5 separate regions of the Mus musculus genome follow, and all the other regions are linked to region 2. Evidence: chromatin loops called from intact Hi-C (ENCODE). Cell type or tissue: heart. All regions are shown on one strand. Region 1 overlaps Bco1 (beta-carotene oxygenase 1). Region 2 overlaps Gan (giant axonal neuropathy). Region 3 has its middle 5.7 kb from the start of Mir7078. Region 4 has its middle 13 kb from the start of Mir7078. Region 5 overlaps Plcg2 (phospholipase C, gamma 2).

The links. Peaks named below come from ENCODE experiments on the same cell type or tissue, not always from the same donor. Only the 100,000 strongest peaks of a DNase experiment are listed, where the experiment ranks them.
Region 1: a loop joins it to region 2, with 2.5 times the contacts of the local background. A loop is called at or near these places in 5 of 42 quality-filtered maps.
Region 3: a loop joins it to region 2, with 7 times the contacts of the local background. A loop is called at or near these places in 13 of 42 quality-filtered maps.
Region 4: a loop joins it to region 2, with 4 times the contacts of the local background. A loop is called at or near these places in 13 of 42 quality-filtered maps.
Region 5: a loop joins it to region 2, with 2.3 times the contacts of the local background. A loop is called at or near these places in 4 of 42 quality-filtered maps.

What each region holds. Positions count from the first base shown.
Region 1 is chr8:117,105,700-117,110,699 of GRCm38, forward strand. It overlaps Bco1 (beta-carotene oxygenase 1), which reads left to right. Exons shown (of 11, transcript NM_021486.3): 3 at 1-90; 4 at 2,936-3,083. Among named protein-coding and RNA genes, the nearest start is that of Bco1, 12 kb to the left of the region's middle. In heart, CTCF peaks have their summits at 2,001, 3,525 (motif pointing left) and 4,264 (motif pointing right); DNase peaks (open chromatin) are centred at 1,972, 4,372 and 4,492.
Region 2 is chr8:117,195,657-117,200,656 of GRCm38, forward strand. It overlaps Gan (giant axonal neuropathy), which reads left to right. Exons shown (of 11, transcript NM_001081151.2): 8 at 110-246; 9 at 796-924. Among named protein-coding and RNA genes, the nearest start is that of Gan, 40 kb to the left of the region's middle. In heart, a CTCF peak has its summit at 2,580 (motif pointing right); DNase peaks (open chromatin) are centred at 2,665 and 4,205; H3K4me3 peaks cover 691 bases; H3K27ac peaks cover 3,229 bases.
Region 3 is chr8:117,462,471-117,467,470 of GRCm38, forward strand. No RefSeq gene overlaps it. Among named protein-coding and RNA genes, the nearest start is that of Mir7078, 5.7 kb to the left of the region's middle. In heart, CTCF peaks have their summits at 2,276 (motif pointing left) and 3,037 (motif pointing left); a DNase peak (open chromatin) is centred at 2,981; H3K27ac peaks cover 287 bases.
Region 4 is chr8:117,469,280-117,474,279 of GRCm38, forward strand. No RefSeq gene overlaps it. Among named protein-coding and RNA genes, the nearest start is that of Mir7078, 13 kb to the left of the region's middle. In heart, a CTCF peak has its summit at 2,122 (motif pointing left); DNase peaks (open chromatin) are centred at 1,162 and 2,102; H3K4me3 peaks cover 1,052 bases; H3K27ac peaks cover 1,732 bases.
Region 5 is chr8:117,567,193-117,572,192 of GRCm38, forward strand. Plcg2 (phospholipase C, gamma 2) reads left to right here. Exons shown (of 33, transcript NM_172285.2): 7 at 972-1,055. Among named protein-coding and RNA genes, the nearest start is that of Plcg2, 71 kb to the left of the region's middle. In heart, a CTCF peak has its summit at 2,452 (motif pointing left); no DNase peak of the experiment used is centred here.

The DNA of each region.
Region 1 (5,000 bases), 90 kb before region 2:
CTACATCGCCAACATTGAGGCCAACAGAATCGTGGTGTCTGAGTTCGGAACCATGGCCTACCCGGACCCCTGCAAAAACATCTTTTCCAAGTAACAGTCCCTTCTGGATCTTGACAAATTCATACTTTTGGATATTTCTGATGCTCAGAACAGCGCACATTTTCTCCTGTATTAGTTTTCTTTGGGGGATAGATTAAAACCCCCAGCTGAAACCACTGTGGCCGGCCTGTGGCCACAGATTCTTGATCAGTGATAGCGAGGGAAGCGAAGAGCACTTGACAAATCGTTCACCTGCCTGGCTGGTGGGAGAGGGTTTGGGCATGATCAGTCAAAGTTACAAATGTGTGTTCCCTTTGGTCTAGAGATACACTTGCTCGAGTCTTAAATGACAAATAGACAAAGTTATTCCTGGCTATGTCATTTTGTTATGATAAAAGCTGCAACCAACCTAAATGTCCTTGCCAGCAGTCTGGTTGGACACAGAACAGCAAAAGTGTTTAAGAAAGTGCCTCAGTGGGGCTGAAAGGCATGAGGCTGCTAGCTCACGCTACTGTGCAAATCAACCCTAAGGTATAGTAAGTTCAACAGTTGATGATGAGGAGGAGGATGTTGATGATGAGGATGTTGATGATGTTGGTGATGTTGATGATGTTGCTGTTGTTTTAAAGCAGGGTAGGGCTGGTATCTTAGGATTTCTATTACTAGGGGGAAAACTGACCATGGCCCAAAAGTAAGTTGAAGAAGAAGCTTACACTTCCACATTGCTGTTTATCACCGAGGAAGTTAGGACAGGAACTCAAACAGGGCAGGAACCTGGACGCAAGAGCTGATGCAGAGGTCATGGAGGGGTGCTGCTTACTGGCATGCTCCTCATGGCTTGCTCAGCCTGCTTTCTTATAGGACCCAGGACCACCAGCCCAGGGATGGCACCACCCACAATGAGCTGGGCCCTCCCCCACTGATCACTAATTGAGAAAATGCCTTACAGCTGGATCTCATGGAGGCATTTGCTTAATTGGGGCTCCTTCCTCTCTGAGGACTCTAGCTTGTGACAAGTTGACACACACGAGCAGCCAGGACAGCTGGGGGAGATAGATGATGGGTGGGTCAGAGCACTTGTTGAGAGAAAGCACGGAGTCCTGAGTTCAAGTCCCCAGAACTAAGCATGGTAGAAGCACGCCTGTAGTCTCAGTGCAGCAGTCTGCAGCCAGCCAGCCTAGCTCCAGGTCTAATCAGAGACCTTGCCTCAAGAGAGTGTGAGAGAGAGTGAGAGGCAGAGCAGTGGACGTCTGCTTCTGGTCCTCTGTGCATATGTGCTCAGGTACACGGACCTGCACACAAGTGAACTATACACACACACACATATACACACATTCACAGACACATACACATACACACACGTACACACACATACACACACATATGCACACATACCCCTCTCATACACACATATACATGAACACATAGTCGAACACATACACACATATATACACATACATACACACACATGCACCCCTTTCTCAAAGCAAGGCACATAAGTGCATTCTGGGTTCAGGGAGGGAAAAGGCAGAAGTCTAGATGTATTTTTGCTTGTGCAGGGAGGGCATAAAGAGATCCCAGAGGAGAGTCAAGGGGGTGGGAAGCTGGGGAACGGCAGGGTGGGGAGATGTTTCTGGAACACATCTGAAGTCATCTGGGTTATGAAGCAGATGAGTGCGTGAATTACACATTCAGCAATTAAATTCTTGTCTAGAGAGTCAGGCCTGCTCTCCCTGTCTCCCTTCAGACACACTTCAGAGAGCCATGGAAAGATTTAGGGTGGATTGCCAGAGATAGGGAAACTGCTTCTGCTCTTCTGAGGCTGACATCACCCTTCCCTGGAACAGGGCGACTTGCCCTTGCAGATGGGGCTGAGCTGGGGTGGCGTCAACAGAGAGAAGGGAGTGGGCCTGAAGGACTTCAAAGCCTTACCTGGAGGAGACTCCCTGCAGTGATATCCTCTGTCGCTAGGGGGAGCACCACTCAACGCTTGCATCCAGTCTTTGCCATTTGTACCACTCAACCCCCCTTGGGTTCTCTTCCTGTTTGCAGTTTGCCATTTGGTGAAACGCACCCCGAGTCTTAACGAACATGCGCTTCCCCCCCCCTTTTTTTTTTTTGCCAAAAATGAATTACAAGGCTGAGGATGGAGCTCAGTTAGTAGAATGTTCCCACAAAGCCCTGGGTTTGATCGCCAGCGCAAGCTTAAACCAGACCAGCGCTCCAGGTCTGGACAGAGTCTCTGATTAAACTTGGAGCTAAGCTCTCTGGCAGCGAGTCCCCAGCAATCCCACTGTCTCTGGTCACACAGCCTTTGGGTTGCTGGCATGTGTGTGACCATGCCTAGTCACACACTCAGAAGGTGGAGGCAGGATAATCAGAAATTCAAGGATATCCTTGGGTACATAGCAAGTTTGCGGCTAGCCTGGGATGAATGAAACCTTGTTTCAAAAGAAAAGAGAAGAACAAACAAACAAACCCACAAATAATTTCTTGAACAAATCTTTAAATACTCAGTAGGGATTCGGATCTTGCCAGAGCAGAGATTAACGCTTTTACTAGGTTTGTATTACGGGTACAAGTCTGATATCTATATGGCTACTTAAAATAGTTAGAAGCATCCCGGTTCCTGCTGGCTCTAGCTGAATAGACCCCTGCACTCCTGACACTCAGGAGGAGTGTGGTGTGGCCACACTGCCCCAGCACCTCACTTGCTGCCTGGCTCCATGTTGTGGATTGTGCAGGGAGCCTCATACCTGGGTCCCCTAGATTCCTCAAGTGACCCATTGAGAGTCTTTTCTCACCGCTGAAGCAGGACATGTTAAATGGCGAAAAGGCAGAACTTCCCAGCCGGCCAGGCACAGCCACTAACACAGCCTGTTTTCTCTCTTTCCAGAGCTTTCTCCTACTTGTCTCACACCATCCCCGACTTCACAGACAACTGTCTGATCAACATCATGAAATGTGGAGAAGACTTCTATGCAACCACGGAGACCAACTACATCAGGAAAATCGACCCCCAGACCCTAGAGACCTTGGAGAAGGTACGGTAGGCTTATAGTCAGTGTCCATTCCTGACCCCTAAGCTGCCCACAAGCCTTCTCTAGTGTCTCAGCTGCCTTAGCATGGTGCTCTGCATGCTGTCCATCTTTGTGCCTGCCCTCATTCCCACTGACTCTTATTTACAGCACAGTCATGTGTGGCTTAAGTATATTTCAGTCAACTACAGGACACATGCATGCGTGATCGGGATCCCAAAGATGGTTCTACCTAACGACACTGTAGCTATTTTATCGGATAAACTCCATGATGCCTATGTGGTGAAATCGCCTCATGACGACTTTTTCATGTGTTCCCATAGGGCCGAGAGATGGCTCAGTGGTTAAAAACATGTACCGCACTCTTTCAGATGATCTGAGTTCAGTTCTTAGCACCCAGGCTATAACTTGTAACTCCAGCTCCAGGGGATCTGGTGCCCCCTTCTGGCCTGTGTGGGTACTGCACATGCTCGCACATGCACATACACTTTTTAAAAAATATATAGAAACAAACCTATAGAACATATCCTCGCCGGGCGTGGTGGCGCACTTTAATCCCAGCACTCGGGAGGCAGAGGCAGGCGGATTTCTGAGTTCGAGGCCAGCCTGGCCTACAGAGTGAGTTCCAGGACAGCCAAAACTATACAGAGAAACCCTGTCTCGAAAAAGCAAAAAAAAAAAAAAAAAAAAAAAAAAAAAAAAAAAAAAAAATCCTCGCCCCTAAAAGTGGATTAGGGTTAAGTGGCTTAAAATAACAGAGCCCTACTGTCTTGCATTTATGGAAGACACAATTCTAAATCCAATATGTAGAGCCAGGCTCTGGCAGGTTTTAGAGGGTCTCCTTTCTGTTCCTCCCAGGTCCTGGACTTCGCGCCGGTCCTCGGTGTTCCTCAGCTCATAGACATATCACTTGAATCTCCACCTTCTCAGTCCCATGGTATTCCCTTTGTGTCTGTGTGTTCCAATTCCCCGTGTTCTATAAGCACGCAAGTCGTAAGCCCACAGCCCACGTGGTACAGCATCATCTTGTGGTGATTACATATCCAAAGATGTTACTGCCACGTGAGATCACATTCACAAGCGCTGGGGTTCGGACTTCCTTTTGTATGTTTGAAAGATGGTACAACTCAAAATCGTATCTGTAGTTCTTATAGGACCCAGGGTGTTCTACCCAGGGTGACCTGCAGAGGGAGGTATTACTTAGAGAGCAAGGGCACCAGCAGACAGAACCGCTTCCTGGGAAGCACCGGGCTAACATTCCCCTGAAAATCAATAGATCCCCGTGTCAGTTTGCTCCAGCTACCTGTTCAAAGCCACAGTGATGTCATTAGGCACTTGAGCGATCTGCTAAATTGAATACCTATCTTAGCCGGGAAATTACGTCCAGTTCCTTGTAAACTAGGTGGCAAGGGCCCAACTGGTGCATGCTGGGAAATACCGGAAGGGCCAGAGCCCGACCTAACTCTTGGCTTCTTCTTGTGTTGTCCCGGAGAAGGGCAAATAGCTAGAGCCTAGCCATCCCACGGTTCTCAGGCTGTGGTCCGTTCTGAGCAGGGGTCATCGTTCAATTTGTTAGTAGAATTCCTGCTTTAAGTAAATGGTTTTAGATGCTCTGTTTCCAGAGTATAATCATGAGAGGCATGAAGAGCTGCGTCTCTGTCTCTGTGGACTCCCAAAAGGGGTGAATTGAAAGAACTTCATAGGCTCGACACAGAGAAGTGGCTGAGACTGGCTGGAAGGTGGTGATCTAGCTGTCTCCACCATGGCTTCCAGCCTTCTTTCGTGAGGCAACCCATCTCTATGCTGAGGATCCTGACAAACCAGCAAGTGGGATGGGAGCCACAGGCACAAAAACAAACAAACAAAACATTGCGGCTCACTAGCTCCCCACAACGAACTTCTGCCGCAGAAGAAATATAAGCT
Region 2 (5,000 bases):
AGTCAGAGCTTGTTCTACCTATGTGACCCTGCTCTGGGCCAGTTGCTGTCTTTCCATCCAGTTCTAATGACAAATGTTCCCCTTCCCCACCATTGTTCTTTCCTTTCAGATTGGCTGCTATGCAGCTATGAAAAAGAAAATCTATGCCATGGGCGGAGGCTCGTATGGAAAACTGTTTGAGTCTGTGGAGTGTTACGACCCACGGACCCAGCAATGGACTGCCATATGCCCACTGAAAGAGAGGAGGTGAGGCAGAGTGTGTGTGCCCATCAGTACGCTACTGTTGATGTGTGAGTCCCCAGAACCTAGCAGTCCCTAAAACAGAAGGCCCATATGCACATATAGCACAGAGCATTGCAGGTACAATCGATGCTGGGGAAATGGCTCAGGGTTAAAGTGTGTACTGTGCTGCACAAACATGGGGGCCAGCGCTCAGATCCCCAATATCCAAGTAAATGTCAGGCAGGTGGTCCCAGCACTGGAAAGACAAAGATGAAGGATCCCTAAGAAAGCTGGCTAGCTGGACTGCCCTATCGGCAAACTCTGCGTTCAACTGAGAGACCTTGCATTAATGAATAAGAAATCACTAGTGATATCGACGTTGGGCCTCACATACTCAAATGCACACACATACAAGTGCACTCAAGCACACATATACCTCTATCACAGCACTTGGAGACTACTGAGGCAAGAGGATTGCTGTGAGTTCAAGGACAGTCCGATGTACATGGTGGGTTCCAGCCTACCCTGAGGTCCTGAGTTCTAAGCCAGCATCTGTGTTCTGTGGTCCTGCAGGTTTGGAGCAGTGGCCTGTGGTGTTGCCATGGAGCTGTATGTGTTTGGAGGCGTCCGAAGTCGAGAGGACATCCAGGGCAGCGAGATGGTCACCTGCAAGTCCGAGTTCTATCATGACGAGTTTAAGAGGTAATCAGTCTAGAGGCTTCCACGCCTGCCCTTCTCCCCATGCAGCAGACTCTCCAGGCTTCCCCTCCTGTCCCTCCCTCCATGCTTCAGGGGTGTGTCTCAGCTTTGATTCCCAGTGACATCACTGAGTTCTCTCCTTAGGGGGTGTGTCCACTGCATGCTGGGTATTTTCTCAGTGACTTGAGAAGTTGATATCTGAGTTACTCCTCTGTTGCTGTGGTAAGACATGATGACTCAGACAGCTTATAGAAGAGCACGTGACATTGGGCGTATGGTGTTAGAGGGTTAGAGTCTGTGAGGCTGGAGCAAAGGCGTGGCAGTAGGAACAGCTAAGGGGTTACATCTTCATCCAAAAGGTGGAGGGAGGGAAGGAGGGGGGGAGGGAGGGAGGGGGTCAGAGGACTGGTAATGATGAGTCTCTTAGAACCACAAAGCCCACTCACTACCAGTGGCACACCTCCTCCGACAAGTACACACACACACACACACACACACACACACACACCCTGCAACCCTTCCCAAGCAGTTCCACCAACTAGGGACCAAGGATTCAAATATATGGGTTTATGGGGTTTATTCTCATTCAAACCACCATAGTGACTTAAGGAAACAACACGGAACCTGGAACTTAGCACATATCTGACGTTGTCCTGTTAGTGTAATGGCTGCTTTTTTGTTGTTGTTTTGTTTTGCATACAGAGTTTCTCTGTGTAATCCAGGCTATCTTGGAACTTGCTACATAGACCAGACTGACACTGAAACTCAGTGATCCACCTACTTCTGCCTGGGGTTAAAGGCTTGCACCACTACACCTGGCCATATGTAGCCTTTTATGACAGGGCCTGCATCTGCTTTTCCTGCTGCTGTCTGCCCAGAGGCTCTACACTGAGCCCTTAGCTAGCTCATCTCTAGGCTGCTTCTGCCTGAAATACCCCTCATTGCCCATCTAGTTAACTTGGCTGTTTCCAAAGCTGTCACTCTCCAGAGAAAGCCTTTGCTGTCCTCTTCCATGCTTACACACACACCTCAGACCCTGATCCCTAAGCTTCTGCACATAGGGCTGGCTTCCTAACTGCTAACTGAGTGTATACACGGCTCGGTCCCACGTGGTCCTCCAGTAGGAAACCTGACAGGCATCAGATGCTCAGTGCATCATGTGTCAATTGAGCTGGTGTCTGAGATATTAAAACACTGTCAGGATTCAATTGCCAGGACCGACCCCCAAAAGCGAAAGAAAGCGGAGTCCCACAGCCTGTCCTCTGACCTCCACACAGCTTGTCAGTGCATGCACACAGACACAAACACAACAGAGATACACAGAGACACTGACACACACACACAGACACACACATGTACAGATACAGAGACACTGACACACACATATACAGATACACAGACACACACATATACAGATACACAGGCACAGAGAGAGAGAGAGACAAGCACACAACACAGACACACACAGTAAATGAATAAATGTAAGAAGAACAACCTTTTTAAAAATGCCAGACAGGCCATGGCGTGAGCCTGTGGTAGGCACTGCCCCTCCCCTCCTCTCACACATTTTCGTAAGCACCAGGCAGTGTTCTCACTCCAGTGACGTATTCAGATCCCCAGGGGAGCCTGCTGCACAGTGTGGCCCTATGCACTTTATTACCAGATGGGGGTGCCATAAGATAGCGCCTCCTTTCCTGACTTTGAGATCGGCGAAGAATAAACAGACACAGTGTTAGACATGCCTGTGACTGTTGCCTGGTCTGTCACGTGTTTTCCCTCTCAGACACTTCAGACGAGTCTTTACTTCCCGTCATCAGAGGGAGATTGCCAGGGGAATTCAGTAGACAGAAAATGAGGAGGCAGCTTGGAAGGCATTTGCTGGGGGGTGGAGGGGATGTCAGGCTTCTTACTTCTCCTTTGAGAAGCCACAGTGGGGGAGGCTGCCTCCGTAGGAAATAGTGTATTCATCTCCTGCCCAGATGAGCGGGAGACAGTCTGTCCCGCCTGATTAACAAGCAGTAGCAGTGTGTTTGCCTTCTGATAAACTACTTTTTTGTGATGGCTGACTCCGTGCGTAGTCAGCGTGAGCTGCAACATGTCAGAGTCGTTTGCTTACCTTTCTTTTCCTTTTGTCTGCTGCCTTGGGTGGGATCAAGTCTGACTGTAACACTTCCCAGGCGTGCCGGGACACACTGTATTGTTAGAAGAACCTTGGGTTCCAGTCAGCCTGCTCAGAGTCCCTTCTGAGTAGGAGACCACAGCGCTGTGATGGGAAGGAGGGCGATGCTTTGTTTCTTATTCGTTTCTTTTTTTAAGATTTATTTATTATTATTATAGATAAGTACACTGTAGCTGACTTCAGACACACCAGAAGAGGGAGTCAGATCTCATTAGGATAGTTGTGAGCTACCATGTGGTTGCTGGGATTTGAACTCAGGACCTTCAGAAGAGCAGTCGGTGCTCTCACCGGCTGAGCCATCTCACCAACTGTGATTTGTTTCTATGTGTCTACTTTAACTCTTTCTTTTTCTGTTTCTGTTTCGAGGTCTCACTCTGTAGCCCTGACTGGCCTGGAACTCTATATAGTCTGGGCATGTCATGATCTCACAGAGATCTGCCTGCCTGCCTCTGACTCCCCACCATGCCGGACCTTATATTTATTTTTTATTACTTATTTATGTATGTGTGCGATATGTGGGAGATGATCAAGGGGGTCAAAAGAGGGTGTGAGATCCCTAGGAGCTGGAGTTGTGAGCACCAGACATGGATGCTAGGACCCGAACTTAGGTCTTCTTGAAAAGCAGCCAGCACTCTTTACCACTGAGCATGTCCCTGGCCCCATCCTTGTATTTAAAGGGGTTGGGGGAGGGGGGCCAGTCAGTAAAGTACTTGCTGCTCAAACCTTCGGGTCTTCATTCTGTCCCTGGTACCCTCAAGAAAGCCAGGTATGACATCGGCCTAGACCCGTGTGCAAGCACACCATCACACACGAATACATACATAAACACATGTGAATATAACATCATCACACATGAATACATACACAAACACACAAAAAATAAGTTCCCAATCTTAAAACCTTTTTTTTCTAATATACACCATGCATCTCCAGCCTTTGTTTTCCCAGACTCCCCTGTGTAAACAGAGAGCAGCTGCCAGGACCTCTTGTCAGTGACACTCAGGGCATTTGTAAAACACTGAGCATGAGCAAAACCAGATGCTACACAGTCACTGCCTGCCTCATGCGTTCCCCTGCAGCTACGAGGCTCAGGCACTGTCAGCCTCCAGTCTCACAGTGAGCACGGCGCACAGGTGCTGAGTGGTCAGCAGACCTGGAACCCACACTCGGGCTTTGGGGCTGCAGAGTCCCCCTTTGCACCCACCCAGCAGTGGGCAGCGTTCCCTCCTGGGTCTGCACTCTTGCACACTGTGGAAAGTGCTGCTGTCAGATGAACAGTCTGGGTTGGATGGGAGGCCACTCAGATTGTATGTAAGCTCTTGTCTTTCCTGTCTTTGTTCCTTATTTTTAGATTAAAACTTTTCTGGAAAAATGCCATATCTTACTATTTTCTATGCTTTCTGAGTTTTGTTTTTGTTTTTGTTTTTTTAAAAAGCTGTTAAAAAGAAAAAAGAAGAAAGGCCATAAATTCCTCCCAAGTCATGGTAAAGACACACTGAGAGCAGGGCCTTCCCTCCCTCCTCTGGAAGTCCCCTGAGCCCCTGTGCTGTTCTCAGCTGTCCCCACAGTCTCTCTGACGACTGCCCGCTCTACCGTTCACTCTCAGGCCCCCTCTCTCCTGCCTCTCCCTGCCGTGACTCCGAGCAGTCCCAGAGCTGTTGCAGGCACTGCCCCTTCCACTCTTCTGCAGAGTGGAGTAGACACTGAGGTCCTCCCAGCGCCCTGCTCAGGTCCGTGAGCTGTGCTGAGCTCTGCTGAGCGTCCTCCACATCCTGAGTCTGCGGCGGCTCCTGCCACATCTTCCCTTCCTGAGTCCCGTCCTCTTCCTCTGTCTGGTTCCCGCTTTGGCACACGGTCCCTGTGTTGTGTTGCCAGTGTCACCTTTCCATCTTTGAGTGTA
Region 3 (5,000 bases), 270 kb after region 2:
CGAGGCCACACAATGTATGTGCTATGGGGACAGAGAAGCTTGAGTTTCTTCCATGGAACAGGATAGGCTGGACAAGGAGACACAACCAAAAGGTGTGTTCTCGGGGCCTAGAGGCTCAGATGGCTCAGTGGTTAAGAGCACTGACTGCTCTTCCAGAGGTCCTGAGTTCAATTCCCAGCAACAACATGGTGGCTCACAACCATCTATAAAGGGATCCAATGCCCTCTTCTGGTGTGTCTGAAGACAGCCACAGTATACCCACATAGATTATATATATTATCTCTAGGGTGTAGGAGAGAGAGAGAGAGAGAGAGAGAGAGAGAGAGAGAGAGAGAGAGAGAGAGAGAGAGAAGCAGGTGAGAGGGAGAGTCCCTTCCAGGGCAATCTAAGAACTGCCACCCAAGAGCTGTGCTGTCACCAGTCCGCTGGAAGGTCTGAGCCAGCTAGCTGGTTCTCAGCACTGATGAGAGGGGGAGCTAAGAAAACTTGGCCTCAGCAGGTGGAAGCTTGGAGTAGACAAGCCGTCTTTGCATGCCTGTCTGCTGAAACTAAACAAATAGGCACACTGTGGCCAGGCAGCTCTGCCCCCGGGCGTCCGTAGAACTGAGCTCACACGTCCAACACACAAGCAAGGTTTACAGTGCATGACTTAGCAGCAAAGCATGTCCACCAGAGTTAAACACCGTGGAGCAGATGGACAATGGGACCAGCCACATGTCTGGCTAACTCGGATTACACACACACAATAGTGTATTCACGTACAGTTCTACGGAGCAAGAAAGCCATCCCGTACAGTGACATAAATGACTGGGGAGAGATCATGCCAAGTGAAAGGAGGCCTCTGAGTATACTGTAGTACTGGAGCTATACAGATGGTTGCTGGGAATTGGATTTTTAGAACCTCTGCTAGCTCTGGTCAACCTTGCTCGCTTAGTCTCTGCTTGCTCTGACCCAAAGATTTATTTATTATTAAATATAAGTACACTATAGCTGACTTCTGTCTGACACACCTAAAGAGGGTATCAGATCTCATTACGGGTGGTTGTGAGCCACCATATGATTGCTGGGAATTGAACTCAGGACCTTCGGAAGAGCAGTCAGTGCTCTTAACCACTGAGCCATCTCACCAGTCCCTTGAGCAGGTGCAAGCCCTCCTCTGTAATGGCAGAGAGCTCTGTGGTGTTATGTTGGAGGGGCTTGTTAAGGACACAAAGAGGACAAGAGGAGACCTGCGGACTCTGCAGCTGGGTCTCTGTGATATGGAGAGCTAGACTCAAGAAGCCTTCCACTTCAAACTAGTGTCCTGTATCACATCGCATAACAACTTTTTGAATTAACATCAGAAGGAAGCAGCCAAATGTCTATAGACCAGGGCTTGAGGTATAGCTCAATAATAAAGCACTTGCCTAGGGTGCAGAAGACCCATGTAGATGATGGGATATTTATTTGGTCATAAAAGAGAAAGAAGGGGTTGGAGAGATGGCTCAGCAGTTAAGAGCACTGACTGCTCTTCCGAAGGTTCTGAGTTCAAATCCCAGCAACCACATAGTGGCTCACAACCATCCGTAAAGATATCTGATGCCCTTTTCTGGTGTGTCTGAAGACAGCTACAGTGTACTTATATATAATAAATAAATAAATCTTTATAAAGAGATGAGGTGGGGGGCTGGCTCTGTGGCTTAGCAGGTAAAGGTGCTTGCAATGCCTGAAGATCTGAATTCTATTCCTGGAACCTGCGCTGTAGATAGAACCAGCTCCGACAAGTTGTCCTCTGACCTCCACCCATGCACCTTGGCATATGCACACACATACAAATAAATATTGTTTAAAATAAAGAAAGAAATACTGAAATATCCTATACCATAAATATATCTCCAAATCCGTGATGCTGAGGAGAAGAGGTCTGACACAAAAGCCCAGGTATGATCGCATCTATAGGAATTGTCCAGAATCAGCAAGTACAGAGGACTGGAAAGCCACCTGATGTTTGTCAGGGTTTGGATGGATGGACTGTCTGCTGACGGGGGCAGGGGTTCCTCTTGGAGATAGCAGGATTCTGGAGTTAGATACCGAGAAGAGTCATGGCATGGTGCTGGCTCCGTGTGCTACTGGAAAGTGCACTGTAAGGATTACTAAGGGGTTAGAGAGACAGCTCGGCCCCTAAGCACATTTGTTGCTCTTGCAGAAGACTGGAGTTTGGTTCCCAACATCCTGTTGATTGGCTTGCAAGCCACCCATAACTTTATTCCCAGGTGGATCTGATGCCCCCTTCTGGCCTCCCAGGGCATTGCACCCATTTGCACATACACACATCCATATGGATAATTAAAAAGAATTTTTAACATTTATTACTGTCACAGGTGTTTACAGCTCAATTAAAAAAAAAACATCGGGGGCTGGTGAGATGGCTCAGTGGGTAAGAGCACCCGACTGCTCTTCCGAAGGTCCAGAGTTCAAATCCCAGCAACCACATGGTGGCTCACAACCATCCACAACAAGATCTGACTCCTTCTTCTGGAGTGTCTGAAGACAGCTACAGTGTACTTACATATATTAATAAAATAAATCTTAAAAAAAAAAAAACACCACCAACAACAAATTGTGCATCAAGCATGTTGGCTTATACCTGCCACTTCCACTGAGTCAGAATGGCCTTGAACTCAGGACTGCCTGGCCGCCATCCTGACGCCCTTCAGAATGTTGAGATTATTAGCGTGTTCCCCAACCCTAAATACAAAGCAGTGCAGCCCATTGAAGGGCAGTAATTTGGGGGATTTTGTCTTGTATTTTGGTGGTGTTGTCTGAGACCGAGTCTTACAGAATAGTCCTGGGTGACCTGGACATCACTATGCAGACTAGGCTGGCCTTGAATCTGCTGTGGTCCTCCTGCCTCCGTCTCCTGGGTACTGAGATTACAAGTGTGCACCACTCTATCCTCACAAACAAGACAGGGCAAATGCTCTTCTCTGCACTGTGGTGACACCTACGGGAAGCCAGGCAGTCCTTGCTGCCTCTGAATTGGTGGGTCTTTAGACTGTCTACTGCCACCTGCTGGGGAACTATAATAAAGATTAAAATCTGCCATATAAAAGGACTTTGCAATGCACAGCCCGCCTGGATGTTCATGGTAGGGTAGGTGGCTTTGGGTTACGTCTCAGAAAACTCTAGCAGTATTTGGACACCATCCCAAAACAAATGCTGGCTTTCTTCCCTGACCCTACTCTAATTCTACTTGAGAGGACGTTAGCCTCTATAGCCTTGCTGTGGTCCATCTGTAAACTATACTACAGTGCTGGTAGTTAGAACCACAGACTCTGAAGGCTCTGGGTGCTTGTCAAGGTTCCCAGATCACTCCTGTACGTGTCAGTTTCCAGGCAGATGCCGCTCTTGAGGCTGGCGGCACACTGAAGTCTCCTATGGGGCTGTGAACCCACTAAAGACTGGGCTCCCTCAGAGAGTGAGGCAGCTGCTCTGGGATGGGGCCTGGTAACACAAGGTCAGATGATTCTACTGTACAGCCAGGTTTCAGAGCACTGCTTTAAAAGCCTGGCTGCTAGGGTGCAGAGCGTAGGGCCGTCAGCACTGGTACCTCTGTGATGCAGCATCTTGGGCTCCCCTATACGCCAGCCATAATCTGTTTGAATGAGGCCCTTGGGTGACCTCTGCTTACCCTCCTCGGAGAAACCTCAACTGGGAGGTGCTACAGCCTTTGTGGGGTCGGCTATGACATCAGCAGGGTGTCCTATTTGGAAGTCAAGAATTTGGGACCTGGATGGCAGAGCGTTGAACCTGGGTTTGGGTGAAAGCACTGGTCACGTGGCTGCCCAAGAGGACCCAGGAGCTGCATGCCCACATGGTGCCCCTGAGACCTGTTAACAGAGACATGCTTTCTGTACAAGGGCCCACGTGGTGTATCAAGATGGTGAGACTAGAATGGAAGGGACACCTCCCAGTGACAGACCCCACTGGGCTGTGTGGGTTGTTTGTTGTTTGTTTTGAGGCAGGGTCTCTCTACCCAGCACTGGCTGTCCTGGAACTCACTATGTAGACCAGGCTGGCCTCAAACTCACAGAAATCAACCTGCTTCTGACTCCCAGGTGTTGGGATTAAAAGCGTGCCCCGCCATGCCCCACCCATCCTTGGCTTTTTTTTTTTTTTTTAATGCTCTCCATGTAAGAGTAAAAAGACTGGCCCAGCTCCACATGGCTTGCCTGCCTCCCCTCATTTGTGTGGAGGAGAAGGGCTGAGAATCCAGAAGGAAATCAGGATGCCCCAGGGCACAGGATGCCTTCCACGTGGTTGGGCACAGCCTTCTATACACACTCTGGCTGCTGGGGAGCTGCTAGGTGGGGTGTGAGGTCATTGACAGGGAGCTGAGGATTGCACTAAGCCCAAAGCTAGATAGGGTGGGCTACATAGGAAGACTCTCAGAAGCACTGTTTCCAGTGCGTACATTTTGGGAAGCAAAAGGGAAACAGGTGGAACTGACCTGGAATCCTTTTAAAGACAATGGTCTCTTATGTAGCCCGGGGTAGCCTTGAATTCAAGATGCCCCTGCCTCAGCATTCCACTATGCTGAGGAGTACCTCTGTCTTGGTTACGGTTTTATTACAGTGAAGAAACAACCGTAACCAAGGCAACTCTTTAAAAAAAAAAAAAGATTTATTTATTTTTATTTTATGTGCATTTGGTGTTTTGCCTGCATTCATCTGTGAAGCAGGAAATGCAGACAGTTGTGGGTGCCGCGAATGGAACCTGGGTCCTCTGGAAGAGCAGCAAGTGCCCCTAACCACTGAGCCATCTCTCCGGCCCCTCAAGGCAACTCTTTTTTTTTTTTTTAAGATTTATTTATTTATATGTGAGTACACTGTAGCTGTCTTCAGACACACCAGAAGAGGGCATCAGATCTCATTATGGATGGCTGTGAGCCACCATGTGGTTTCTGGGATTTGAACTCAGGACTTTCAAAAGAACAGTCAGTGCTCTTAACCGCTGAGCCA
Region 4 (5,000 bases), 270 kb after region 2:
ATCTGATACCCTCTCCTGGTGTGTCTGAAGACAGCTACAGTATACTCACATATATAGAATAAATAAATCTAGAAAGAAAGAAAGAAAGAAAGAAAGAAAGAAAGAAAGAAAGAAAGAAAGATAGAAGAGAAAAAAAAGTCAGCCGGGCATGATGGCACACGCCTTTAGTCCCAGCACTTTGGAGGCAGAGGCAGGTGGATATCTGAGTTCGAGGCCAGCCTGGTCTACAAAGTGAGTTCCAGGGCAGCCAGGGACACAGAAAAACCCTGTCTCGAAAAAATAAATAAGTAAATAAAAGTCAGACTGCCAGACCTGGGGTCAAATGTCCGTACTCACTGAACCATCTCACCAGTGTGTGTGTGTGTGTGTGTGTGTGTGTGTGTGTGTGTGTGTGTAGAAAGAGAGAGAGAGAGAGAGAGAGAGCATATACATCTATTGTACACAGGCACCTCAAGGACTCAGGAACGTATAAAACACAAGCCATCTGTGACCTCAAGCCCCACCCAGTCTAAGTGAGGAGGCAGCCATGAGGAGAGTGGATAAAAGGCACAGGACCTCTGAGAGGAGCCTGGGTTCAGAGGCTGCCTAAGTCCAGACGGGAAGACTCTGGGAATGACTCCCCAGAGTGGAGATGAACCAGTCTTCCAGGCAGAGGGAGAGCATGTCGGGACACCCTTAGGCAGGGCCAGGCTTTTGGGAAGGGCTGGAGAGACCGGAGGGAAGACCTCTAGATCTGCACAGCAGAGGAAGGGCTAACTAAGGCCTCTTGGATCTTTATCCCAGAACAATGAACTGGGGTCGGGTATAGAGTGGGGTGTGCGCTAAATGATAAGCTGGGAAATGGTTGCCTTCCCGGCACCTTCTTCCCCATTCTCATTAAGTGCACATGCGCTGTGGGAGGGGGCTGATGATAAATGGAGCAGGAAGCAGGGTCTGTTAAGCAAGCAACCAGCTGAGGGCACTTTGAGGACAAAATGGGGGCTGCCAAAGGAGGACAGGTAGCAAGGTCCACCGGGATGCATGCACCTGTCGAGGGCCGCTGGCATCCCCGCATCCCCTAATGGGTCAGATCAGAGGGCAAGGCCGGCGGCTTCAGCACTCCGGGGTCCCAGCTGCTGCAGATCAGGGCTGAGGCTGGGCTGAGCTGGCCACTGGGGGCGGGAGGCCTCATTCCCAACCTGGGCCCCTGACGTCAATGTTACCATGGAGACCCAGTTTCCCTTACAGGAGGCAGCTGCTGCAGAGCTCCCCCCTTCAACACGCTCGCGCGCGCGCACACACACACACACACACACACACACACACACACACACACACACACACACACACCAGGCTGGGAAGGAGGGCAGTAGCAGTCAGAGTAGGCTGAGGCTCACAGGCTGCAGCTCAGCCCGGAGCACAGTCCTTCCTGCAGGGAGGAGGAGTCAGGGTGCCAGGACCAGGAGGGCTCCCTGCCTGCCCGCCCCTGGGTCTCAGATGTGGCTGCGTTCTTGCATTGGCTTCGAAGGTAGAAGGACGGGAAACTCTGTGAGATGGAACCTGGATCCCCCGCTTTGGGGTCTAGAAACTGTAATCTTAGAATCTACAGTGCGGAACTGTAGTATCCTTGCAGGAGCTGGGCGTTCTGCAGATCTCCTCCTTCAGAAGGGTCCAGCCGAGGGCAAAGAGCACCAATTCTGTGCTAGGTCTATAGCTCAGTTGGTGGAAGGCTTGTCTATCTTTCACAAAGTCCTGGGTTCATTCCCAAGTGCCAGATAGAACTGGGTAAGGCGATAAATACTGTAACCCCGGCACTTGGAGGATGGAGGCAAAAGTGACCAGGAGTTCAAGGTCATTCCCCATTACTTAGTGAGTTAGAGGCTAACCTGGGCTACAGAGATCTTGTCTCAAAGAGAGAAGGAAAGGAAGGAGGAGGGGGCAGTAGAAGAGGTTTCTGCCTGCCCTCCTCCCTCACTAGATCTGGGCAAGGCTCCTCCACTGGGTGAAGTGGAGTGCTGGGGTGTTGCCCTGCCCCACATTTGAGGGCTCCACAAATATTTCTGTGGGCCATGCTTGTATCAGAAAACAGCAGCCAGCAGATGGAAAGGGTGGAGGAGGGACAGTGCTAGGGCTCGGCTGCCCCCTGCTGGTTGCTCCTTGAAGGGGAATGAGGAGAGCCCTAAAGTTTCCAGGTTGTAGACACTGAGCGAGAGCTGAGCTACCCCCCACCCCCCAGGCGGTAGTTCTGTCATGTCCTTCTTTCTGGTCTCCTTCTGTTGTTTCCAGACATGGTTTCTCTGTGTAGCCCTGGCTGTCCTGGAACTCACTCTGCAGACCAGGCTGGCCTTGAACTCACAAAGCTCTTCCTGTCTCTGCCTCCCGAGTGCTGTGATCAAAGGCATGCACTGCCACCGCCCAGCCTTCTTTCTAGTTTCTTAACGACTGCTGAAGAAGGCTTCTATCTCAGATGTGTTCCTCTGAACTACCCCTCTCTGGTTCTTCCCCAGCCCGGGTGTGAGGGTGGATAAAGTACTCTCTCTCATTCCCGTTGCTGTCACCCTTGACCCTGGTTGGTTACTGTGGCTTTTTTTTTTTTTTTTTGGGGTTGCTGTTCCAGTGGTGGCCCAGGTGTGAGCTTTGACAATCACTGTGGAACAGGGACAAGGTAAGAGTTGGGTCCCCGACCCAAATCCTCTACTGTGAGCATTCTTCAGACTCCTGCAGTGTCTCAAGGATCGATCGCCCCTTTTTGATTTTTTTGTTTTTGTTTTTGTTTGTTTGTTCGTTTTCGAGACAGGGTTTCTCTGTATAGCCTTGGCTGTCCTGGAACTCACTCTGTAGACCAGGCTGGCCTCAAACTCAGAAATCCTCCTGCCTCTGCCTCCCAAGTGCTGGGATTAAAGGGATCTGCTTCTGCCCTGAAATCGGTGTGACCCCCACCCCCTGCCACCAGCTACCAGCTTTCTAGCTCCTGAAAATGGGCGTTTTGACCACAGCTACCTCTCTGTGCTCAGGACTGCTTAACACACTTCTTCTCCTTGGTCAGGCAGGGACAGCCTGGCAGGAGTTCACTTCTGTCTCTTGAAGGCACAGTGTCTGCCAGCCGGTTAGTCTGTGCACATCCTTTAAAAACCTCTAAATGAACAGATGAACACCTGGAGGTACTAGCTATTTCCCCAGGGCATCAAGACCTGAGACTAGCCCCGAACTAACTCTGGTCCCTGACTGCCTGGGAAAGTCCCCCAGACATGTTAAATGACCCAAGCAAGAGATGTGGCATGCTGTTGTCTGTGGGAACACATTTTTGTTTCTGTTGCAAGTGGTTAGCAAGCACTAGGCAATGAGGGTGCTTGCCACTAACCCTGATGATTTGAGTTGAATCTCCGAGAACCGCATGTTGTGGGTAGAGAACCAATTCCCCTAAGTTGTCCTTTGATCTTCACATGAGTGTTATGGAGTGTGTATGCCCAGCCCCCCAGCGCCACTAAATGTAATTAAAATGTGTGTATCCTAAACTCGTCATTTTGACCTTCTTGTGTGTGCCACGTTACTGGAGATGGAGCCTGGGGCCTTGCATGTTCACACCCTGAGCTACATCCCTAGCCCCTGGTTTGAATCACTTTTTTCTGCACATGGCTCATTAACTCTTTATTTCCATCTCCTCTCTCAGTGTCTGACAATGTCTTTCTGATGTGTGTCTCTAACTGCTCCATTTAGCTACTCTGTGGATCTCTGATAAGTGGAATCAAATGATGCATACCTTCTGCATCCAGCTTATCTCTCTGAATATGTCTTCCGGGGTCATCCTTATTGTAGCATGGGTCATCACTGCCGTCTTTTTCATGGCTATATAATATTCCACTCTCTATACATGTCCCACCCCAAAATAGTTTATTGTGTTTTGTGTAGACACAAGTAATTGTGTGTGTGTGTGTGTGTGTGTGTGTGTGTGTGTGTGTGTGCAGGCACACATGTGCCACAGGGTACAAGTGGAGGTTAGAGGAGAGTGTCTGGGAGCTGGTTCCCTTTTGCCATGGAGGTCCCAGGGATTAAGCCCAGGTTGTAAACTTGGCAGCAAGCCCCCTGATGTGCTGAGCCATCTCACAGGCCCACAGCCCACACTGTGCTCATGCGTTCATCTACCGTGAGTATCGGGAGACATTCACGTTGGTTATCTCTCCTCCCTTGTTCTTTCTCGTTTTTCTATTTTGAAGTCAGGACCAGCTGTGATCGCCTGGTAACTCTTTAATTGACTGTTTTATATAAATTGGCTTTTAAAGTGTCCCCAAGGAGAGAACAATGGACTCACTGCGGCTGAGGAACTAGCGCTAGAGCACACAAGGCCCTGGGTTCTGCCCACAGGACCCTTTGAAAAGCAAGCCCCTAGCTGGGCAGGCTACACAGTTTACTCAGTCAAAACAAAACAAAACCAAAAACAGCACAACAAACAAGAGAGGAAGAAAGAAAGAAAGAAAGAAAGAAAGAAAGAAAGGAAGGAAGGAAGGAAGGAAGAAAGAAAGAAAGAAAGAAAGAAAGAAAGAAAGAAAGAGGGGCTGGTGAGATGGCTCAGTGGGTAAGAGCACCCGACTGCTCTTCCGAAGGTCCAGAGTTCAAATACCAGCAACCACATGGTGGCTCACAACCATCTGTAATGAGATCAGACTCCCTCTTCTGGTGCTGTCTGAAGACAGCTACAGTGTACTTACATATAATAAATAAATAAATCTTTAAAAAAAAAAAGAATTTGTTAAAAAAAAAAAAGAAAGAAAGAAAGAAAGAAAGAAACAAAGAAAGAGAAAGAGTCTTGCTAGTTATGCTCAATGTGATTTTTATTTGTTTGCTTTTTTGGTTTTTGTTTTTCTTTTTCTTTTTTAAAAGATTTATTTATTTATTTTATACATGAGTACACCACCATTGCTCTCGTCAGACACACCAAAAGAGGGCATCAGACCTCATTACAGATGGCTGTGAGCCACCATGTGGTTGCTGGGACTTGATCTCAGGATCTCTGGAAGAGCATT
Region 5 (5,000 bases), 370 kb after region 2:
TGGGTCCTTTGTAAACTGCTGCGGCAGATGCCTTTGAGAGGGTACTGAGGACATCTGCCATTGCGTTTTGTCCTCTTACTCTAACTGCCCATTTTCCTAATTGTTGTCCTTTCTTCCCCCGTTACTGAAGTAGGCTATGTTCTTGAGCTGTGGGTGGGACAGCCAGCAAAGTCTCTCTGCCCCAGGAATGATGGGATGCAGGGGGCAAGGATAGATGGATGGAGGAGATGAAGGTGAAACTTTCCCACAGAGAGATGCTGTCGGGAAATGAACACGTGGTCCGGGGAGCCCCCATAGGAGGCTCACCCAGTCATGTCAGTGTCATTCGTGGGATTCCCCTTGCTGAACAACTTCATTCCTTTGAGTACTACTGAGTTCCTGGGACAGCAGACCCAAGCTGATCCTGACCCTGCCATTCTTGGACCTGCCCATCTCCTCCTCCTCAAGACAGAAAGCAGGCGTGAGAGACAGAGAGGGAGAAGAGAAAAATGTTATTATTAATCCCTGTGTGGTTTTCTCTCTTTCTTTATACATACACGTATGTATGTATGTATGTATGTATATATGTACAACACTTACACACACACACACACACACACACACACACACACACACACACATACACGGGTCCACTCCCTGGCCAAAATAGACATGTAGTCACATCATCATGCAAAATGTGTTTACTCCAACTTCAAAGTCCCCATGGCCTTTTAGTCCCAAGACTGTTGTAAAGTCCAAAGTCTCTTAGGAGACTCTTGGAATTGTTGTATATATGCATATGTATATATATATATTCTTATGTATATGTGTTTACATAAGAATGCACATATATATACATATAGGCTAGGGAATCACTGACTTCAGAGGACGTTGGGTTGATTCCTCCAGCTGTTCAGTTCTTGTGTAGAGGGCGGAGGTGTGAGGGTGGACACCCGACTATGTGCGCTCACCTTTGCCTTCTGTGCTTGCAGGAAATCGGCGCACAGAAAGATGAGCTCAGCTTTGAACAGTTCCATCTCTTCTATAAGAAACTCATGTTTGACCAGCAAAAATCGGTAAGAGGACCCTCGGCTCTTCTCGTGTTTGCTTCAGGCGCAGAGCCGAGAAGCCCACAGGGAAAGGCTTAGCTTCCCACTGAGTCAAGGACGCATGGGCAAGAGTGACCGTGGATGACTTCAGGAGACCAGCAAACGGCCGCAACCATGGTGGAGCTGTAGGAGACACGTCAGGGCATGGGGGTTGCTGATCTTCCTGGTGGGAATTCCATAGCCATAAATTTGATCATAACTCTGAGTATATGAAAAACAAAATACAGTATAATGCACAGCACACTATTAGATCACCTAGGAAGGAAATCCTGCAAATTATTCATAGCCTTCTCTGAGTTTTATGATTTTATGACTTTATTTTTGAGACAGGATTTTCTGTAGTCCAGGCTGACCTCAACTTCATGTAAAGCTGGCCTTGAACTTCCAATCCTCTTTCCTCCAGCCAATGAGCGCTGGGATTATAGAGTGAGTTACCCTGAGGTAGCAGGTTATAGGGTCAGGAGGGGACCAGGGCTTTGTATGTGCTAGGCCATACCCCCTAATCCTTACAGATATTCAACTGGGGACTAAACATGCAAGTGTATGAGCCTATGGGGCCCATTTTTATTCAAGCCAGCATTTCCCACTCCCTGGCCAAAATAGGCGTGTGGAACATCATCGTACAAAAGGCATTCAGTCCAACTTCAAAAGTCCCCATGGTCTTTTAGCCCCGAGACCACCGTAAAGTTCAGGGTCTCTTCTGAGACTCTTGGAATTGTCATAAACTGTTAACCCCTGTGAAATCAAAATTAAAAAGCAGATCACATGCAATGTACAGTGACACAGAATATATGTTATCATATATATATCATATATATATATATATATATATATGACCACACATACATGACACATACACTTTGCCACTGTCTTCTGGGTTCCTACTAGGATGCCTCCTTAAGCCTCACTTAAATTCCTTTCTTAGTCACTTTCTGTTGTTGTTAAGACAGCATGCCTCATCCCCAATCCAAGATGTATTTCAACTTACACTCTTTCACGTTGAAGTGACCTCGATAGTAGCCTAGGCTGTCTTAGAACTTGCTATGTAGCCCAGGTTGGCCCCAAATTGACTCTCCTACTTCAGCTTCCCCAATGCTCAGCCACAACCTAAACTTTTTATTACAGCTTAAAAAAACAAAAAGTGTGTTTCTGTGTAGGCTTGTGTGCATGTGAGAGAGAGGAGAGAGGGAGAGGAAGGGGAGGGAGGATGGTAGAAAGGAGAGAGGGGGTGAGGAGGAGGGAGGGGTGGGGAGGGCGGAGAAACATACTGATTGAATTGAGGTTTAAGGACTCCCTATTCTCCCTGGAATGTGCTAGGTGGAACCCTGGGAAAACATTCAGCCATGCCAAGGTCGCCCTCTGGTGGTCAGAATGCCACATGGCACCTGAGTTGGTATCTCATTTTTGGTTTGGCCTGTGGGTTGGCATTTTAAAATTAATGACCTACATTTAAAACCCAGAGGTCTAGGTGAGGCTGCTGCTGCTGCTGCTGCTGCTTCGTCTTCTTCGTCTTCTTCGTCTTCTTCTTCTTCTTCTTCTTCTTCTTCTTCTTCTTCTTCTTCTTCTTCTTCTTCTTCTCCTTCTCCTCCTTCTTCTTGCTGCTGCTTCTCCTCCTTTTTTCTTCTTCCTTCTTCCTCTTCTTCCTCTTCCTCCTCCTTTTTTCTTCTTTTTCCTTCTTCCTCTTCCTCTTCCTTCTTCCTTTTCCTCCTCCTCCTCCTCCTCCTCCTCCTCCTCCTCCTCCTCCTCCTCCTCCTCCTCCTCCTCTTCTTCTTCTTCTTCTTCTTCTTCTTCTTCTTCTTCTTCTTCTTCTTCTTCATTCTCTTTCTCCTTTTCTTCCTTCCCCTTCTCCTTCCCCTCTTAGGTCACAGAGCCCAAGAGACCACCTGGGGTCAGGCCAGGGATTGTGTGTCCAGTAAGTCTAGAGGTTGCCCACCCAGCTTGTTCATGGCCAAGTGTCGGAAGGGAAGGGCCCACATTCCCTGAGATATCCTGATGGCTTGATGGATCATTTTGGATGCAGGTGATTCTAGCCTGAGGTAGCTGGGATGGGGGATAGGAATCCTCAGATTTAGCAGTGACACTCTGGTTGGTTTCTACCCTGGTGACTGTCCCTGGGCTCCTGAAAACTCATTGCTCCCACCTTCAGAAGACGAGACTGTCAGCGTGCTGTGCTATCCTCCGGCCCTTGGAAACTCAGTTCCCCATCTTCAGCCCTGTGGGTCTTACCGTCTTCCTCTCCCTTTGTCGGTCCCTTCCCCTGTCCAGCTGGGGCCTTCCTTGAGCATGAGGAGAATAATTCCTCCATTATTTTAGTCAGTCATCTGACTTGTACAACAGCTGTTTGCATGACCCAAGTGGGTACCGTGCTTGGCACAGACATGTCCTCTGACCCTGCTGACAGCTCACTGGGGTGGACAGGCTCACTGATATCTGGAGTTACTCAGACCCCAGTGTCCACCCAGGCTCCCTGTTGGGTTAGGTTTGACCACAGAGCCTCACCAAGAAATGCTTTCTACATCCTCATTTGGCTTGTGAGCCAAGTGCCAAATGAGGCCAATAATCTCCTTGCCATGCCTGACACCCCACCTTCTCAAAAGAAACGTGTGTGTGTGTGTGTGTGTGTGTGTGTGAGTGCTTCTGAATTTGAACGGGTAGTCCAACCTTCAGGCTGGTGATGAGAGATGTTTCCAGACATCTTTCCAGAGTATGGGACACCCAGGTACCTGGGGCACCCCCTATCTCCAGCCTGTGGGTGGCCAGAGGACTTGACTGTTGGACGCAGAGCTGTTTACAAGATCTGTCACAGGCCAGTGACTAGAGGGTCATTTCCACCTAGAATACATCTCACCTTTACACAATCACTGTGTTATTGATCAGGCAGGCAAGGTGGACAGAGTGTTTGCCAGGCTGTTAGCTAGAAACAGTCCAGGAGCATATGTGTATGTACATGCGTGCACACAAAAGTGTGTAGGTACACCTGTGTGCATATGCGTATCTCAATGTGTGCATGTGAGCATGTATGTTTGTGTTTACATGCACACACACATGAGTCTTGTGTATGAGTGCATATCTGTATCTATACATATATGTGCATGTGTGTGCACAGGGCTCAGCCAGTGAGCTGGTGCAGATGGAGATCAGAAGGGAGGCGCATCTCAGCTCCTCGAATGTGCGGTTGACATTTCAGAGGGCACAAGGGAAGAGCTGATATGGCCCTATGTTCCTTTTCTGCCCTGAAAGCAGAATGGTAAAAGGGTCATCTGTGAAATATTAAAGGTCTGAAATACAGCAGTAAACACAGAACAGTGTAAGTTACCGCTTGTTGCCGGGACCACAGTACCCAGATAGAAGACCTCCAATGGGGAAAGGCTGAGTTGTGGCCCACGGTCTCAGTCCACTGTGGTGGGGACAGCCTGGTGGCACTCATGGAGTCAGAGACATGTGACAGAGACACCAGAGGTGGTCTCTGGTGGTGGTGGGGGTAGTGTGTGTATGTGTGATGAATGTATGTGTGGTGTGTGCGTGTGTGTCAATGTGCATGTATGTCAGTGTGTATGTATGTAGTGTATATGTGTGTGGTGTGTATGCATGTGTGTGTATGCTGTGTATATATGTGTAATGTGTGCTGTTTTTGTGATGTGTGCTTGTGGTATGTGTGGTGTGTATGTATGTGTGTATATGGGGTATGTATACTATGTGTGTGTAGTATGTTGTGTGTTATGTGTGCAGTGTGTATGGTGTTTGTGATATATGTGTGTTTGTGTGTGCATGTTGTATGTGTAGTGCTAGGAGTCAAATCCAGGTAAATACCTGTCTACCCTGAGTTGTATCTCCAGCCTTTGTAAAAACAACAATAAACAACAATTTAAATCTCTCTCCCTTTCTCTCTCTCTCTTCTCTCTCTCTGTTTGA